Regions from separate parts of the Homo sapiens genome. Here region 1 is linked to region 2. Evidence: read pairs that join two places in POLR2A ChIA-PET (ENCODE). Cell type or tissue: GM12878. All regions are shown on one strand. Links, peaks and the distances in the headings refer to the core of each region. The heading gives the core; the rest is flanking DNA.

The links. Peaks named below come from ENCODE experiments on the same cell type or tissue, not always from the same donor. Only the 100,000 strongest peaks of a DNase experiment are listed, where the experiment ranks them.
Region 1: POLR2A ChIA-PET joins it to region 2 with 5 read pairs; 2 of 35 experiments call an interaction of 5 or more read pairs at or near these places.

What each region holds. Positions count from the first base shown.
Region 1 is chr20:4,892,814-4,901,980 of GRCh38, reverse strand. It overlaps SLC23A2 (solute carrier family 23 member 2), which reads left to right. Exons shown (of 17, transcript NM_005116.6): 6 at 2,269-2,426. Among named protein-coding and RNA genes, the nearest start is that of RASSF2, 74 kb to the right of the region's middle. RefSeq lists enhancers at 4,691-5,212, 7,440-7,940. In GM12878, for the core only: a CTCF peak has its summit at 4,872; no DNase peak of the experiment used is centred there.
Region 2 is chr20:5,085,009-5,094,175 of GRCh38, reverse strand. It overlaps a transcript of TMEM230 not described here. Among named protein-coding and RNA genes, the nearest start is that of TMEM230, 23 kb to the left of the region's middle. RefSeq lists enhancers at 3,825-3,874, 3,885-3,944. In GM12878, for the core only: no CTCF peak of the experiment used is centred there; a DNase peak (open chromatin) is centred at 3,786.

The sequences.
Region 1 (9,167 bases), core at 827-8,826, 190 kb after region 2:
AAAGAACAGGTAGAATGGATTACCAGGGAAAAGAAAGAAGATGTTCAGGGCACAAGCAAGAGCAGTGACATAAAGGAAGGGAAAGGAAATAGAGTTATAGAAAGAAGGAAGAATAGAGAAAGGAGAAAAGTTGAAGAATAGAGAAAAGAGAAATTAATTTTCATCTCCCATTCCTGGCCTAGTTAACCCACCCACAATCATGGTAACCTCTGCCATGAAACAGGAGCTACCCGGAAAAGTGCCATGTTGGCCAGGACCTAAATGGTAGGTTTTCAGTCTTATTTTTTAAAGGAAGGGAAACTTGCCATGGTAGCAGCAGCTTTGTCTGCTGCAGCTTCCAGTGGGAGGGGAGGGCAGCCGGGCTCAGGGACAAGGTGGGTGGTGACATAGCTGATGGAGGCCTCCGGCGTCTTTGATACTTCCCTCCTCTGTCTTCAGCACCCTTTTCCCTTTCATAGGATGAACGCGGGACGTTTTGGAGAAAGGGGACAACGTGGGGAGGGTCTTTTCTTAAATGCACACTCCTGGACTGAATATGCTTTGGTTTTAACTTGGACTCTGTTCTGAGGTCGGACTTAGCATTTTTCCCTTCTCAAGTTTGTGTGGTCAGTTCAACCTAAGGTATCTCAGGTGCCGAGAAAATCCATCTCATTGTCCAGAGAGGTTGATTCACCCTGGGGTGGGGCTGCCAACAGCTGGGTACTTTGGTTGAGTTTCCAGTTGCCCCGCCCTTCCCTCACCCCGTTTCAGGTATCACAGCCCATGGTAACCCCGACTGGCAGGTGTCTGTTGAGTAGGGGAGGAGTCAGAGCAAAAGGAGCTGAGTGGCCTCGGCAACTAGTCTACCTTGGGCTGAGCATTCTGAACCAGATTCAGGAAGGACACTTTTTGGAATGTTTATCTTATAAATGTTCCCAGCAGTCTTCCCTGGTCAGATAGGAGTGGGAAACCCTGCCTGCATCATGCCCTTCCTGACGATTCAGAGTACATAAAGTTGTGAGCAGCCCTGAGACATCCTGAACAGGAGTATTTCACCCCAGGAAACTCCTTTACAGTCGGGCTTCATGGGCTGCATGTGGCATGTTTGGCTAACGTGGGCAGGAATGGGAAGCTGCTGGAAGAAAAGTAGGAAGTTTGCAGAACAGAAATAAGAACTGGTCAACAGGGGAAGGGAGGGAAGTGAGTCGTGAGTGCTGGGACTATCCTACCAGGGCTACAGGTGTGGCGGGGGGTTGGGGGGACTCCCAAAGGAAAGTGGGATGGGGTTCTTTCTGGAAGATTCCCATGGCTACTGTACGCCCTTAACCCTGCCCTGACTGGAACAGACGAATTCTTTGTTTTCGAAAACAATGCCAGCTCACAGAAAAAGACAGAAAACACTCCATGCGTATGTAACTTATGAAGCTTATGTAACTTTAATCCCCAGACATGAAAGAACTTTTTTAAAGAAATAGACTAATTAACCTAGAAATGTAGATGCAAAATTCTGTATAAAATATTAGCAAATCAAATCCCAGAAGAAAAATACAGTATGACTAACTAGGGTTTGTTTCAAGCATGCAAGAATAGTTCAGCACATCACAATTCATGATAACAGATTAGAGGAGAAAGGCCTTATGGTTTTAGCAATTTATGCCAGAAAAGCATTTTGGGGAAGAAACCCAAATATTTCTAATAAGAATTACATAAGTAAAATATCACCAGTGCTGATATTGACTGTTTCCTTTGTGAGGCATGGATTCATCCAAGTAATAAGTAATAATGACAGTGAATAGTAAGACAATAAAATGTAATGAAAAGGAGAAATGCAGCTGGGCGTGGTGGCTCACGCCTGTAATCCCAGCACTTTGGAGAGGGAGAGGCAGGCGGATCGCTTGAGCCCAGGTGTTTGACACCAGCTTTGCCAACACGGTGAAAACCCATCGCTACAAAAAATACAAAAATAAGCTGGGCGTGGTGGTGCGCCCCTGTAATCCCAGCTATTTGGGAGGTTGAAGCAGGAGAATTGCTTGAGCCTGGGAGGTGGAGGTCACAGTGAGCCAAGATCGCACCATTGCACTCCGTCGAGGGCAATGGGAGTGAAACTGTCTTAACAACAAAGGAGAAATACTGAAAAAGAAGGAAAAAAGTATGGCTTGGTCGAAAAACCAAGGAGATTCTTTATGTGGGCTATTTTTTAACGACAATAAGAGAGAAGAATTAGGATGAAATCAAGAATAAATGAGGAAGGGTTTACTGTTTCTCCTCTGACCCTTTTCCTGCCCACAGCACTACCTGACATGCTTCAGCGGCACGATCGCAGTGCCCTTCCTGTTGGCCGATGCCATGTGTGTGGGGTACGACCAGTGGGCCACCAGCCAGCTCATTGGGACCATTTTCTTCTGTGTGGGAATCACTACTTTGCTACAGACAACGTTTGGATGCAGGTGAGATTGGGGTACTAATGGGGGATGCCAAAGCCCCCAGAAGGCATTGAGCGCAGAAGGCATTGAGCTGCGCCGTTTGCCTAGGGCTGTTGGCAAGGACAGAATGGAGGCACGGGAATGTCCTAGTGGCCGTTGGTCCCCACCCCTCAGTGTTCCTCCCAGTCATTTCCTCTCTTGGTGAATGGCACCACCGCCACCTTCCCCTACCCAGTTGTCCAAGCTGGAAACTCAGCCTCACTCTCCTTCCCCTGCCCCCTTGGCAAGTCATGCTCGCTCCCCAGCACCCCTCTGTGCCCCTATTCCTTACGTTCAGACCAGAGTGTCCCACCAGGCTCCCCGTTGGCTTCCCTGCCTCCAGGGCACTGCTCTTGGACTCACTTTGTGCCCCACACCCAGTGCCATCTTTCTACTTCCACACCCTCCTCAGGGTGAGCCACACTGCAGCTCTCCTCCCTTTTTACACACCAGGCTGCACCCAGCATTTAGGCTTGCCCTTGCTCTCTGCCCCACTTCCATCTCCAGCCATGCCTCTGAGCCCTGTCTCCTGCCTTCCCTGGCCTCACTCCCAAGGGCCCGCTGTCTACCTTCTTGTGTGTCTTCCCTCAACCCGCCTGGCACACAACAGCTCATCCTCCAGGCCCAGCTTGTCCTGCCCTCCCGACTCTGTGGAGCCCTTCATTGTTCTCTGAATTCCCACCTTGTTTTCATCCTTCCAGTGTGGCCTTTATTCCAGTTTGTCCTTTTTGTTTCTATGTCTTTTTCCCACGGTGCTTCCTCCTTGATGCCAGGGCTTTGGCTTGTTCACTTCTGCATTTCCAGCCACCAGCTTAAATGGACGTGGAGCTGGCACAGGAAGGAAGAGAAACATCCTTATCTACCTTCCTACCTCCTCCTGCAAGCTTGTCTTTTCCTCTCCTTTCCTGCTCCTCTCCCCTCTTCGCAGTGCAGCCTCTTGCTTTACCCCAGGGCACTGCTCAGGAAGTGGAGCCTGCTCTGGCAGGACTGTCCTAAGTTCACGGCCAGCTGTCTCTTGCTCTGTCAGAGACAGGCTGAGTAAGGCCTGGCCCTCCCTGCGGTGGGAGGTGGGTGTGAGCTGAAGTCAGGGACTGCATTCTGATGAGTCAGAATCCTTCGGGACCTCAGGGTTGCCCTAACGCGGCACGGGGATAGGGGAGCCTTGGAGGGCGGTGAGCCATGTGCAGGTGTTCTGGTTGCCAGGATAGGCCACACCCTGGGAGGGTAGGCTGCAGGTCTGCTGATGGAAAGAAGCTATGTGGACTAAAGGCTTTGGGGCTGGCAAGCTCTGATGGTTCCCAGATCCCAGCCCTTGCTAGTCTGCCCACAACCACCAAGCTGGGCTGAAGGGAGGAGGGTCTCCTCAAACCCCCCAGGGGGCAGGGCAGGGATATCACTGACCGACTAGGGGAAGGAGATGTGGTCTGGGCCTTCCAAGAAGGGCTCAACCTGACTAGCACCCTCTTTCATTCTTTGGGTACAGTGTTCAGGGCTCTGTGCTTCAAGTCCAGAGTGCACGGCAGAGCTTTTTTTGGCTCACTCAGGATCCTTACCTTGCCCATGGAGCACTGGTTCTCTGGGGAGATGTTCTTTTTCTAAACCGCTGACTTATCCGTGGATTTGTAGGCATAATCCCTCTGTGAATTTGGTCAGTGTCTCTAGCTGAGCATTATTGGTTGACCTGAATAGGGGATGAAAGCTGTGTTTATTGCAGTGAAGTGTGTACCGTGTGCAGCTCTGCCCCAGCTCATGCCAAGGAGGCCAGGCCTGGCCAGCAGCTGAGCCTGATGGGCAAAGTTGCTAATGGGACACAGAAGGGAGGGCCTGGGGGAACTTGGGGTAAATACTTTTGGTCACAGAGGGCATCATCTTGCCCACTGTTGGGGCACAAGACCTAAACAGAACTACCTGGGTCAGCGTGGTTCACCTCCCTGCTGGCCTGGGAAGCAGTTTGAGCGGAGTAAGAACAGGAGAGGGATTTGACACCCTACTGGGATGGCTCAGGGACCCAAAATGCAGAGCTGTGGCCTGGAGGAGGGTGCGTGTCTGTGCGCCCCATGCCCACAAGGCTGGGTGAAAGCAGCCTTTCTTGCTGTGTTTGTGAGGAGTCAGAGTGAGTCCCCCATGACCTTTGGCTGTGCAAGGAATGGCAGCCCCACCCCTGCTTCCATCCTCCCCACAGTGTGGCCATTTGCTTAGTCATAAATCAGGTGGTGCTGACTCTAATCACGTCAGCAACTGTGTGCTGCTGGGCAGGTGCAGGTGTGCTGGGGACTTTGGTGGGGTGTTGGGCTTGTGATAGGGGTTTTCTATGGTTGTCGGGGTGTGGGTGGTGCCCGTTCTCTTAACCTGGGCAAAGAGAAAGAGTACTGGCTCAGCCCTGCAGATATTCAGTGACTGGTCTATGTGGCAGGTGCGGGGCCTGGCCATTGTGGGGCGCAATGGTGACATCGAAGCACATGGCTTGCAGCACGAAGGGCAGCGCCATCAGGGAGACACAGTGCATCCTCCAGGGGACTTGGTGGGAGCCCTGGAGGAGGTGGTGTTTGAGACAGGCCCTGCAGGCTCCAAGGGCTCTGCCCAGGAGGGCTGAGGGAGCAGCTTCCATCCCAGCAGGGGCAGGAGCAAAGGCAGGAAGTCACAGCCTGGCATGATCCCCCTGCCCAGGCACACAGAGGCCAGAGCTTGGGACTTATCAACAGGCACAGGGAGCATTCAATGGCTTTGTTAGCAGGGGACTCGCCCCCGGGGCTGTGCCTTGAAGGACGTTACTTGGTTACTTAGTATAGGGGGTGAGGACCATCCCAGGGGATCAGTGACATCCATGAGAAAGGTGATGGGGGCCTAGGCAAGCCTCAGGGGTGTGGGATAGGAAGGTGACTGTGCTAGGACTGAACTCATTCCCCAGTCTCACTCTTTCTCGTCCTGGGGGTCCCTTCCTGCTTTGAATCCTTAGCTGGAAAGAGAAGCAGCACGGAATGGAATGTGCTTCATGTGTCCTGATTAAAGAATCTTTCCAGTGGAGCGGCTTAGAGAGAGCCTTTGGGATGGGGGAGGGGAGCGCCCCTGCCAGCACCTTGTGGGCAGTCTGGGCCTCCCAGGCTGAGGGGGGCTTTTGCTGTGAATCTGAGCCTGCAGTGCTGTGTGTTGCCTGCACCCCTTGCTTCCTCTCCGACCAGCAGGTGGGCAGTGAGCTGGGGCTCCGGTGGGGGCTCCTGCTCCGCACGGCCTCAGACCCTGTCTGCAGACCTTCTTCCGTGTGGGTCCTTAGCACACTTGGGGGCCTGCTGTGCAGGGGGCTGCGTGTCTGAGGCAGCGAAGGGGCACTGAGGCAACGAGAGAGGCCGCTGGTTCCCCCCTTGACTGGCCAGTCACCGTGGGGGGCACGTTTGCTGCACCCCATGTTCGTGTGTCTCCTCTTCTCTCATCCCCCCCACGTCTCTCCACCCTCCATCCCTTCCTGTTGGGATGCAGACTCCTCCACCCTTCCTGTTCCCATCTTTGCGCTAGGCCAGACGAGGCCAGGCTACCTTGTCAGCCGCACCACCTCTCACAGCCTTGCCTCAGGTTTCCTGTGGGGTTAGTGAGGGAAGAGCAGAAATCCCCAAATGGCCAACTCCTCCGTGAGCATATGCGCTGTTCCCATCCAGCAGAGCAAGGTTGGCAGCCAGACCTCAGTAGGGTGAGGCCCCCTCTGGTACTTGGACACCCAGATCTCACTCAGGACAGCATCTGTTCTAGGGGTGCTCACCAAGATCAATACTGCCAGAGCTGGACGCATGGCCATTGCAAGTGAAAGTCAGATTTTGGGATACTTTTATGGAATTCTAACCCCTTGGGTATCAAACCTACATTTCTGAGGATAGAGATATGTTTACAGCATGTGGCATTATGACCTTGGACAAGTGACCCCTCGAGCCCCGTTTCCTTTGTGAAAATGAAAGAAGGCTTCTCCCTCAGGTGTCCTGGGAATGATATATTTCGCCTAATTTTAATGAATCTATTGTGTTTTTGTAGATTATTATGTTTCCTAAAATACTTTTTGGGAGTTTTTGCATATGAAAATGTGAACTCATATTTTAGACTTTTAGTTCTGCTAGTTGCTTAGATAGATCCATCATAGGCTGTGAATTATCATTTCTTTTAGACTTCTGTGTTTATTTTCTGCAGTTGGGGTAGAGAGACTGTGAGCAGGGAGCAAGGTGGAGAGGAAAGGCAGATGCAGCCGGGCGTGCAGGCCTGACTCCCAGCAGCACTGCCGGAAGGATGGCAGATGGCCTCTGTGGGCTTTTTTGGGTTGTGTTTTTGCTTTGGAGAAGCTCACCACTCATTTCCTTAGGCTTAGGGCAGCAGAAGGAAAAGTTTTTCGTGTCCAGCTTTCGTGATTTCTAAGACACAGTGTCAGACTTCTCCAGCTCCGAAGTGGTTCCCCTGTTGTGTTTCGGTTCTGTATCCTGCATTGTGCATTTGACTGCCTCTTGCTGAGTACCCAGTATTTCTGTCACGCTGGATGTTGTGGGTGAAGGGAGCCTGAGGACAAACCATGGCCTGTGCCCTTGAGGGGTGGGCCCTCTATTGTGCAGAAGTGTCTAGATTACAGGAAGGAACAAGGTGCTGTGGTCAAGTCGTCCCCCTCATTTCACATGGGCTCTTGATCTGAGTGGAATGCTATCCTGGAAACCTGTTTCATTCTATAAAAATGATCAGAGTTGATGGGAAACCCATGAAGGTGAAACAGATGTGTGTCTTTGCAGAAGACACAGTGAAACAGATGTGTGTCTTTGCAGAAGACACAGTGAAACAGATGTGTGTCTTTGCAGACGAAAGGGAGGGCCTGGGGGAACTTGGGGTAAATACTTTTGGTCACAGAGGGCATCACCTTGCCCACTGTTGTGTCACAAGACCTAAATAGAACTACCCAGGTCAGCAGGCAGCATGGTTCCCCTCCCTGCTGGCTTGGGAAGCAGTTTGAGCAGAGTAAGAACAGGAGGCCGATTGTAGATGCCACAGCATGGGGGTACATTTCCCAAGGCTGACTGGCTGAGACCACGTGAAGCATGTCTGAGTTGTGCAGGCTGCAGACCCTTCTTCCTTCACTGCACATCTCTCCCCTGGCATGAAAGTTTTCCTTTTCTTCCAGGGGCCGTTGTCTTTTTGCATTGGAGGTTGTGGGCCTTAGCCCCAGTTGTTGAGGACTTTAGGAGGCTTTGGTGCTTTCCAAGCCTTTGCTTAGGGAAAGGCAGCTTCCTCACGGCCCTTCCTCATGGCATTCCCTCTCCCTCTCCCTCTTCCTCCCTACCTTTTCCTCCTCCCTCCTCTCCTTTGACCTTGATCCCCTGAGCTTTGTGTCAAGGAGGTCTTCATTACCGAGTTTTCCCCTGAGCGAGGTTTCAACAGTTCTCATTCTGGTTGGTCTGTGATGTCAATTCCAGCTAACCCTTGTTCCGGGAATTAGTACAAAGCCTTTAAAATCCAGAGAAATCAGGTCAGGGTTTTGAGAGTCCCCTAGCCAGCCTGCAGCCGTCATTCTTTTGTGGCACCTCTGAGCTTCCCAGAGTTCCCACCCCTGACCCTTGGTGTCTCTAGGGCCCTCCAAGACCCTGCCCCGCCGTCACCACACTGACTTTCCCGCAGGCTGGTGGGAGGAGAGTCTTACGGCATCTGTGGGGCCACCCTCAGCCTTTCACTCCAGGCCCCTCTTAGAAGCATCACTCTGACCTCTCCAGCAAAATGAAAGGTAGGATGCCCCCTCTGAGAGAGCCCTCCTGGCCGTTCTCAGGCCTGCTGTAGGCACACAGCATGTTCATGTGCTGAGAAAAGGTAGGGTTTGGCCAAGAGAGTCATTGTAGCTGGTTTAGGAACCTGGCCTCTAACCAGATTGTCTGCCCTAAGGAGAGAGAGTTCCTCTGTCTTCTATCCTGTCAGGTTCCTGGGGCCCGTAATGGAACCTTGTCCATGATATGTGCTCATTGAGTACAAGGGGTGGCTCCAGGAGACTTGAAGGTCTTAAATCTGGGGACTTCGAACTCATGATTGTTTATAAAACTTAGAAGCATGGAGGGATGCGGTGATCAGATTGGGGCAAGGGAGAGACCCCACTTCTCTTTCTGTATATGTATGTTGGGGTACAAGTGTAATTTTTTTGATTTTTGAGCCACTTGAAAGTAAAGTTGCAGGCTGAGCAAGGCGGTTCAGGGCTGTAATCCCAGCACTTTGGGAGTCTGAGGCGGGAGGATTGCTTAAGCCCAGGAGTTTGAGACCAGCCTGGACAACATAGTGAGACCTTGTCTCTACAAATAATAAAAATAATTAGCTGGGTGTGGTGGCGTGCACCTGTGGTCCCAGCTACTTGAGAGGCTGAAGTGGGAGGGTCGCTTGAGCCCAGGAGATGAGGCTTCACTGAGCCATGATCACGCCACTGCATTCCAGCCTGGGAGACAGAGCGAGATCCTGTCTAAAAAAAAAAAAAGTAAAGTTGCAGATAGCATGATGGCTCACCCCTACATACTCTCCTAGCAATGACGGTGTCTCTTGTGTATCACAGGAGACCATTTGTCACACCTAAGAACATTAACAATCATTCTGTTTCATCATCTCATATGCAGTTCGTATTTAACTTCCCAGTTGTTCCTAAAATACCTTTCCCCATTATTCCCTCTCTAAACCAGTCTCCTTCGTGTGGTGCATTTGTTTGTTGTGTCTCTTTGCTGTCTCCACCTTTTTCCT
Region 2 (9,167 bases), core at 596-8,595:
ACCAGCCTGAGCACCATGGTGAAACGCCGTCTCAACTAAAAATACAAAAATTAGCCAGGTATGGTGGCACGTGCCTGTAATCCCAGCTACTCAGGAGGCTGAGGCAGGAGAATCGCTTGAACCCGGGAGGCAGAGGTTGCAGTGAGCCAAGCCAAGATTGTGCCACTGCACTCCAGCCTGGGCGACAGAGCGAGACTCCATCTCACAAAGGAAAAAGGGGAAAAAAAAAGCTCACTGATCGGATTTGTTGATCGCTCCAAGTTTCCCCTGTTTTGGGATATCAGAGTTATTTCTAAGTATTTTACATTTTATATAGCTTTGATAAATGGGACCTTTTAGGCTGGGTGCAGTGTCACATGCCTGTAATCCCAGCACTTTGGGAGGCCAAGGCAGTCACATCACTTGAAGCCAGGAGCTGAAGACCAGCCTGGCCAACATGGCAAACCCTGTGTCTCTACTAAAAATACAAAAATCAGCCAGGCATGGTGGTGTACTCCTGTAATCCCAGCTAGTCGGGTGGCTGAGGCATGAGAATCACTTGAACCCGGGAGGTGGAGGTTGCAGTGAGCCGAGATGGTGCCACTGCACTCCAGCCTGGGCGACAGAGCAAGACTCCATCTCTAAATAAATAAATAAATCAGGCGCAGTGGCTCATGCCTGTAACCCCAGCACGTTGGGAGGCTGAGGCAGGCAGATTGCGTGAGCCCAGGAGTTCAAGACCAGCCTGGGCAACATGGCAAAACCCCATCTCTACAAAAAAATTAGCCAGGTATGGTGGCATGTGCCTGTAGTCCCAGTTACTCAGGAGGCTGAGATGGGAGGATAGCTTGAGCCCAGGAGGTGGAGGTTGCAGTGAGCCAAAATTGCACCACTGCACTCCAGCCTGGGCGACATAGACCCTCTCTCTACAAAATAACAAAATTAAAATAAAATAGGAAATAAAATGGAGGTTTTCTTATTCTTTTTTTTCTTTGAATAGTTCTTCGTTAATGTATAGAAACACTACTGATTTTTATATGTTAACGTTTGTATCCTACAACTTTATTTAGTTCTAACAGGTTTTTGGTGGTGTCTTTAGGGTTTTCTATATATAAGATCAGCCATCTGTAAATAGAGACAGTTTTACTTCTTCATTTCCAATTTGGAGGCCTGTCATTTCTTTTTCTCACCTAATGCTCTGGCTAGGATTTCCATTACTATGTCAAATATAAGTGGTGAGAGTGGGGATCCTTGTCTTGTTCCTGGTGTTAGTGGAAGAGCTTTCAGTATGTTCACTGCGAATTTGTCATGCAAGGTAAATTCCAAGGTACATCAAAGTACATTCCTTCTATACCTAACTTGTTGAGAGTTTTTACCATGAAAGGATGTCAGATTTTCTCAAATGCTTTTCTGCATCTATTGAGATGATCATGTGATTTTTGCCTTTCATTCTCTCTCTCTCTCTTTTTTTTTTTTTTTTTGAGACGGAGTTTTGCTCTTGTTGCCCAGGCTGGAGTACAATGGTGCGATCTCAGCTCACTGCAACCTCTGCCTCCGGGTTCAAGCGATTCTCCTGCCTCAACCTCCCAAGTAGCTGGGATTACAGGCATGTGCCACCACCTGGGCTAATTTTGTATTTTTAATAGAGACAGGGTTTCTCCATGTTGGTCAGGCTGGTCATGAACTCCCGACCTCAGGTGATCCGCCTGCGTCGGCCTCCCAAAGTGCAGGGATTACAGGCGTGAGCCACCGTGCCTGGCCTGCCTTTCTCTTAACGTGTGTATTACATTTACTGATATGCATATGTAGAACCCGGAATGTCAGAAAATGCCAAGTATTTTCCCCATTTAATGGGGAGTGAAACCACAGTGAGACCAAAAGCGCCATGGACTGATGCTGGCCCAGGATCGAGGACTCCTCATTCTGAACATCGACTCAAGATGATCTTCCACTATATTTTTCTCCCTGGTGTTTTCATCTCCCCACCTCCAGCAAGGGACAAGAAACTAATCTCTCTCTTGTCAATCGTATCAGACCAGCAATAAAAGAAGTTCAGTATCTCAGTGTGTGGAGATTACGACTTTGCAATCTAGGAAAACAAAGGAGGCAGGCACAAAGTCTCGAAAGTCACATAGGGTGTTGGCAGAGTAAGCTCACGTTTATATACCAAGTCCCAGGTCACCAAAACTTGAAACTTGAGAGTACTTTGGGAACAAAAGTATCTCTTCATTAAAACAAATAAACATTAACCAAAAAAGTAGACCACAGAACTTTGAATGCAGCTCTGTCTTGATGTACTTAGGTTCTCCAAATGTCTTAACTATTTACAGTGTCAGCTTTAATCTAACCTTGGTTTTTATCTCCAGACTTTGACTTAACTTTGCATATCAAGTCACCTTGAATTTGACCTTTATGTTTATCCATGAATTATTTTGGGGGCATCTACTACGGACATAGCTTTGGTAGGTATCAAAAAGGAATCGTCCACCATGCCCATCCTCCAGAAGTTTGCAATATACTTATGTAGAAATAGATCCATATTTGAAATAACTGAACAAATATAATAAGTAATATTAATAAATGAGTACAGTCAGCCCATCATATCCTTGGGTTCCACATCTGTAGATTCAACCAACTGCAGATCAAAGATATTTGGGAGAAAAAAAACAACAAAAATAGCAATACCAGCTGGGTGCGGTGGCTCACACCTGTAATCCCAGCACTTTTGGAGGCCGAGGTGGGTGGATCACCTGAGGTCAGGAGTTCAAGACCAGTCTGACCAACGTGGTGAAACCCCATCTCTACTAAAAATACAAAAATTAGCCAGGTGTAGTGATGCATACCTGTAATCCCAGCTACTTGGAAGGCCAAGGCAGGAGAATCACTTGAACCGGGGAGGCAGAGGTTGCCGTGAGCCCATTGCACTCCAGCCTGGGCAACAAGGGCGAAGCTCCATCTCAAAAAAACAAAAAACAGTAAAACAGTAACAAAATAACAACAACAACAAAAATCCTTACAAAGAATAAAAAAATTAGCTGGGCTCTGTGACCCATACCTGTAGTCCCAGCTACTTGGGAGGCTGAAGTGGGAGGTTCGCTTGAGTCCACGAGTTCAAGGCGGCAGTGAGCCATGATCTCGCCACTGCACTTCAGCCTGGGTGACAGCGAGACCCTGCCTAAAAAAAAATTCAACAAGGCTTATCATGAAAATCAGTAGTTCTTGGCAACCCCTCTTTCCTTTCTCTCCAAGAGACAACCACCTTCAGTTCTTCCAGATGAATATTTTAGTATTAACTTTCATTTCCATGTGAAATATTTTTATTACCATTTCACAATTGTTCAGTATTAGGCCTTATCAATTGACTATATCTAGTGGTGCAGATTGGGCTGCTCTTTGGTCATCCTTCATCGCAGACACGTGCTTTCAGTCCCTCCATTTGTCCATATAATTGTGTCATTTTGGTTGGATCAATATTAATATTGATATTGCTAAGGATACACAAACGCTATTCATAGCTGAACCAGAACACTTAGTATGACTTCTTTTCCTTCTGACACAACTTTTAGTTTCTCATTGGAGTTAATAATCATGTTTATTTGCATGATTTTCTATGTATCTGTCTCTAGTTAAGCCCAAACTGACCCCATTTGTATATATCCCCTAGTCTCCCATCCGTTTCATCTGAAAGAACTCTCTCCATAAAGGAGGCTGCTGCCCTGTCCTCTTCCTGCCCATTGTCCCTCTGAGGGGAGGAAGTGACTGTAGTGCCTTCTGGCTTCCTGCGTGACTTCTGATTCTTGGTTCCTCCTTTGTCGTCATTTTTCTCTCTCGATGCTTGTAGAATTGTCTTCAGTGTTCTGAAATTTCACAATGCATGTCCTGCTGTTGGCCTATTTCTATTCAGCACCCATTACCCATTGTGCCAGGTGCTCTTGGCCCTTTCAGTCTGGAAACTCATGTCCTTTAGTGTTAGGGAATTTTCTGAAATTAATTTATTTGATAATTTATTTCACTCATACCTTGGTTTCCTATTTCTGGAATTTTTTCATTAGATGTCAGTCCTTTTCTATTTTTCATATTTTTGTCTCTTTTCCATATTTTGTCTTTTTGATCTCCTTTGTGGAAGATTTCCTCAGTTTTTTTCTTTCAACTCCTCTGTCATCTTTTCTTTTCTTTTCTTTTTTGAGATGGAGTCTTCTGCCACCCAGGGAGGAGTGCAGTGGCACGATAGCCCACTGCAACCTCCGCCCCCCAGGTTCAAGCGATTATCCTGCCTCAGCCTCCCAAGTAGCTGGGATTACAGGCACGTGCCACCATGCCTGGCTAATTTTTGTATTGTTTACTAGAGATGGGGTTTTGCCCTGTTGGCCAGGCTGGTCTCGAACTCCTGACCTCAGGTCTCGTCCTCCCAAAGTGCTGGATTACAGGCATGAGCCACTGTGCAGCCCTCTGTTATACTTTCCACTACTGTTTTTTGTTTTTGTTTTTCCTTTTTTAAGACAGAGTCTCACTCTGTTGCCCAGGCTGGAGTGCAGTGGGGCGATCTCAGCTCATTGCAGCCTTTGCCTCACAGGCTTAAGCAATTCTCCTGCCTAAGCCTCCCAAGTAGCTGGGATTACAAGCCTGTGCCACCACACCCAGATAATTTTTGTATTTTTAGTGGAGACGGGGTTTTGCCATGTTGATCAGGCTGGTCTCAAACTACTGGCCTCAAAGTGATCTTCCCACCACGGCCTCCCAAAGTGCTGGGATTACAGGCATGAGCCACTATACCCAGCCTTCTACTCTTCTGTTACTATTTTTTTCTTTTCTTTTTTTTTTTGGAACAGATTCTCGCTCTGTTGCCCAAGCTGGAATGCAGTGGGGTGATCTTGGCTCACTGCAACCCCCGCCTCCCAGGTTCAAGCGATTCTCCTGCCTCAGTCTCCCTAATAGCTGGGACTATAGGTGCGTGCCACCACGCCCGGCTAATTTTTTTGTATTTTTAGTAGAGACAGGGTTTCACCGTGTTAGCCAGGATGGTCTTGATCTTCTGACCTCGTGATCTGCCTGCTTCGGCCCTGCAAAGTGCTGGGATTGCAGGCGTGAGCCACCACACCCAGCTCTGTTACTTGCTATCATGGTTTTAATGTCCAAGGACCCTTTTTCACATTTTACAGCAATCAGTTTTTATTTCGTGACCATAACATTTTTATCTCAGTATATTATCAACATAAAATAGTCACTTATCAGCACAGCAGTCAGAGTGATCCCTTTAAAATCTATTATACTAAGTTCCCACCCACACTCAGATGAACTTGATGTCATTTAACAGTATCATTCCACCTGCTGCTTAGACTGCCTATCACCGTTGCCTCCTCTACAGTTATTAAACCTGGTTCTGGGTTGGGCATGGTGGCTCACGCCTGTAATATCAGCACTTTGGGAGGCTGAGGTGGGAGGATCTCTTGAGCTCAGGAGTTTGAAACCAGCCTGGGTAACATAGTGAGACCCCATCTACAAAAAAATTTTTTTTAATTAAGCCAGGCATGGTGGCATGTGCCAGTGGTCCCAGATACTCAGGGAGCTAAGATGGGAGGATCCTTGAGCCCAGGAGGTGGAGACTGCAGTCAGCTGTGATCATGCTACCGCACTCTAGCCAGGTGAGTGCAGTAGGCTCATGCCTATAATCCCAGCACTTTGGGAGGCTGAGGCAGGAGGATTAAAAAAACCACCTGATTGCTTCCCCATTGCCCACCCTTCTGCTGACCTAGCTGAGTTAGGAGACACGAACACAGCTTCATTTTTCAAATCTCTGTCTCCCGTGGAAAATGCTGGCTTTTTTTCCCTTTTAAGGGAGGTTGGTTTGAATTAATTGTGTTTGAAACCTTTTTTTTTTTTTTTTTTTTGAGACAGAGTCTCCCTCCGTTGCCCAGGCTGGAGTACAGTGGCACGACCTCGGCTCACTGCAAGCTCTGCCTCCCGGGTTCAAGCAATTCTCCTGTGTCAGCCTCCAGAGTAGCTGGGATTACAGGCATGCGCCACCACGCCAGGCTAGTTTTTGTATTTTTAGTAGAGATGGGGTTTCACCATGTTGGCCAGGCTGGTTTCAAACTCCTGACCTCAGGCAATCCGCCCACCTTGGCCTCCCAAAGTGCTGGGATTACAGGCGTGAGCCACCATGCTTGGCCTTGAAACTTTTTTTTTTTTTTTTAGGTATATCCTGGCTGGGTGTGGTGGCTCATGCCCGTAATCCCAGCACTTTGGGAGGCCACCGCGGGCAGATCACTTGAGGCCAGGAGTTTGAGACTCACCTGGCCAACATGTTGAAACCCCATCTCTACTACAAATATAAAAATTAGCCAGGCGTGGTGGTACACGCCTGTAATCCCAGCTACTCCACCGAATGCCTCTTCTCATCTTTACCCAAAGGAGCTTGTTTTTCTCTGGTGTCAGGAGTTGTGATATGGATTTCCTATTCTAATCTTCTAGTCCCAGGAAAAAAAAAAAAAAAAAAAAAAGCCATACTTTCTTTGGCCTATTTACCAGATTTAGGTGATAAGCTGAGAGTGAAGAGAAGGGCTGGACCCCCAGCTAGGGTAGGGGACAGGAAGCCAGGCTCTACCCAGGCCAGGGGAGAGGAGGTAGAGGTTGTAGATTGTACCACTGCATTCCAGCCTGTGAGACAGAATGAGACTCTGTCTCAAAAAAAAAAATATGTCCTCTTACTCCTTCCTTACTCCCATCCCCTACCTTAGCTGGGGGACCAGCCCTTCTCTTCACTCTCAGCTCATCATCTAAATCTGGAAAGCACCTGGAGTGTACAAAGCCTGGCAAAGACCTAGCAATGATCAGGTCCCAAAGTTTAAAACCCTGTGAGTAATTGATACTTTGGAGTGAAGGCTGGAAAGGAAGGTTGTTGTCTAGGAGGGAAACAGCTACATGTTGAAATCTGGACACAGCTGAGGCCGTGATGGTGTCTCTGTCTTCTAGGGTCAGTCTTGGGTTTTCCTGTCATCTTCCAGACTTTGAAAAATAATTGTTGGCCGGCCATGGCGGCTCATGCCTATAATCCCAGCACTTTGTGAGGCTGAGGCAGGAGGATTGCTTGCATCTGTGAGTTCGAGACCAGCCTGGGCAAAATAGCAAGACCTCATCTCTACAAAAAAATCAAAAATTAGCTGAGCATGGTGGTGCATGCCTGAAGTCCCAGCGACTTGGAAGGCTGAGGCGGGATGATTGCTTGAGCCTGGGAGGTCGAGGCTCCAATGAGCCATGGTCACACCACTGCACTCAGCCTGGGGGACAGAGTGGGACTCTGTGTCAAAAAAATAACTAAACAAATAAGAAATTAGCCAGGCGTGGCAGTGTGCATCTGTAGTCCCAGCTACTTGGGAGGCTGAGGTGGGAGGATTGCTTGAGGCTAGAAGGTTGAGGCTACAGTGAGTTGTGATTGTGCCACTGTACTCCACTCTGAGCAACAGAGCAAGACCCTACCTCAAAAAAAAAAAGATAAAAAGATAAATAATTGTTTATTTAAATATGGAATTATAGTAAGCAAAATATTAAAGACTCCATATTAACAATCTGTCATTGTATTCTTCCAGAAAAAAAAGCATATATAAAAATATATACAGATACTTTTTTTTCTTTTTCTTCTTTTTTTTTTTTTTTTTTTTGAGACAGAGTCTGGCTCTGTTGCCCAGGCTGGAGTGCAGTGGCGTGATCTCGTCTTACTGCAAGCTGCGCCTCCCGGGTTCATGCCATCCTCCAGCCTTAGCCTCCCAAGCAGCTGGGACTACAGGCGCACGCCACCACGCCTGGCTAATTTTTTGTATTTTTAGTAGAGATGGGGCTTCACCATGTTGGCCAGGCTGGTTTTGAACTCCTGACCTCAAGTGATCCACCCGCCTCAGCCTCCCAAAGTGCTGGGATTACAGGCGTGAGCCACCGTGGCTGGCCAATACTTTTTTTTTTTTTTTTTTTTAATAGAAATGAGGTCTCACTATGTTGCCCAGGCTGGTCTCAAACTCCTGCTCAAGTGATCCTCCCACCTTGGCCTCCCAAAGTGCTGGGATTACAGGCACGAGCCACCGCACCCAGCTGCATATTAAAACCCTTTTCATTGTGAACTATAATACATACATGGAAAAGCACATGAACCTAAATGTATAGCTTAAATTATAAAAGTGGAAGTTCAAGGATGTACTACCCAAGTCAAGAAGCATGACGTGGGCATCTGGACTGATGGAGCAGCCTGTGAGAGGAGCACCTGTGAGAGGTGACACGGCAGGTATGGCCTGACAACCACCTGCTTTCTTATGGCTAAGAGGTTGTAACACGAGGGGCCTTGGGAGAGGATGCAGGCAGGTGAGATATTGGAGAGTCCTTTATGTCATGGAAAAGAGCCTGGCCTCCCGTCCCCTACCCTAGCTGGGGGTCCAGCCCTTCTCTTCACTCTCAGCTCATCATCTAAATCTGGTAAATAAGCCCAAATAAAGTATGGCTTTTTTTTGTCTGGGACTACAAGATTAGAACAGGAAACCCATATCACAACTCCTGACACCAGAGAAAAACAGGCTCCTTTGGGTAAAGATGTAAAGAGGAACTTGGCTCATGAAAAGATTCAGGAAGCCAGGCGCAGTGGCTCACTGTAATCTCAGCACTTTGGGAGGCCGAGGCGAGCAGGTCACTTGAGGTGAGAAGTTTGAGACCAGCCTGGCCACCATGGTGAAACCCTGTCTCTACTAAACATACAAAAATTAGCAGGGCATGGTGGCGCATGCCTGTAATTCCAGCTACTCAGAAGGCTGAGGCATGAGAATTATTTGAATCCAGGAGGCAGAGGTTGCAGTGAGCTGAGATTGTGCCACTGCACTCCAGCCTGGGTGACAGAGTGAGACTCTGTCTCAAAAAAAAAGAAAAAAAGAAAAACAAAAAAAGATTCAGGAGCATGAAAAAAAAAATGGAACAGGAGAATTGGAGGAGAGTTGCTACCTGCAACAGGAGAAACTTGTACAAAAAGAAGGTTTGTACCTACGGTGAGATCAGAGAGGATGTTGTAGGTGGCAATCTGGAGTCCAAGAATACAGCCTTCAGATGAAATTCTGGATTCAGGGATAAACTTTCAGGTAACAGGATATTAGGTACAACCTTGTGTGTGAGTTAAAAAATGGAAATGAAGTGGACTTTTTAAAAATAAATGAAAT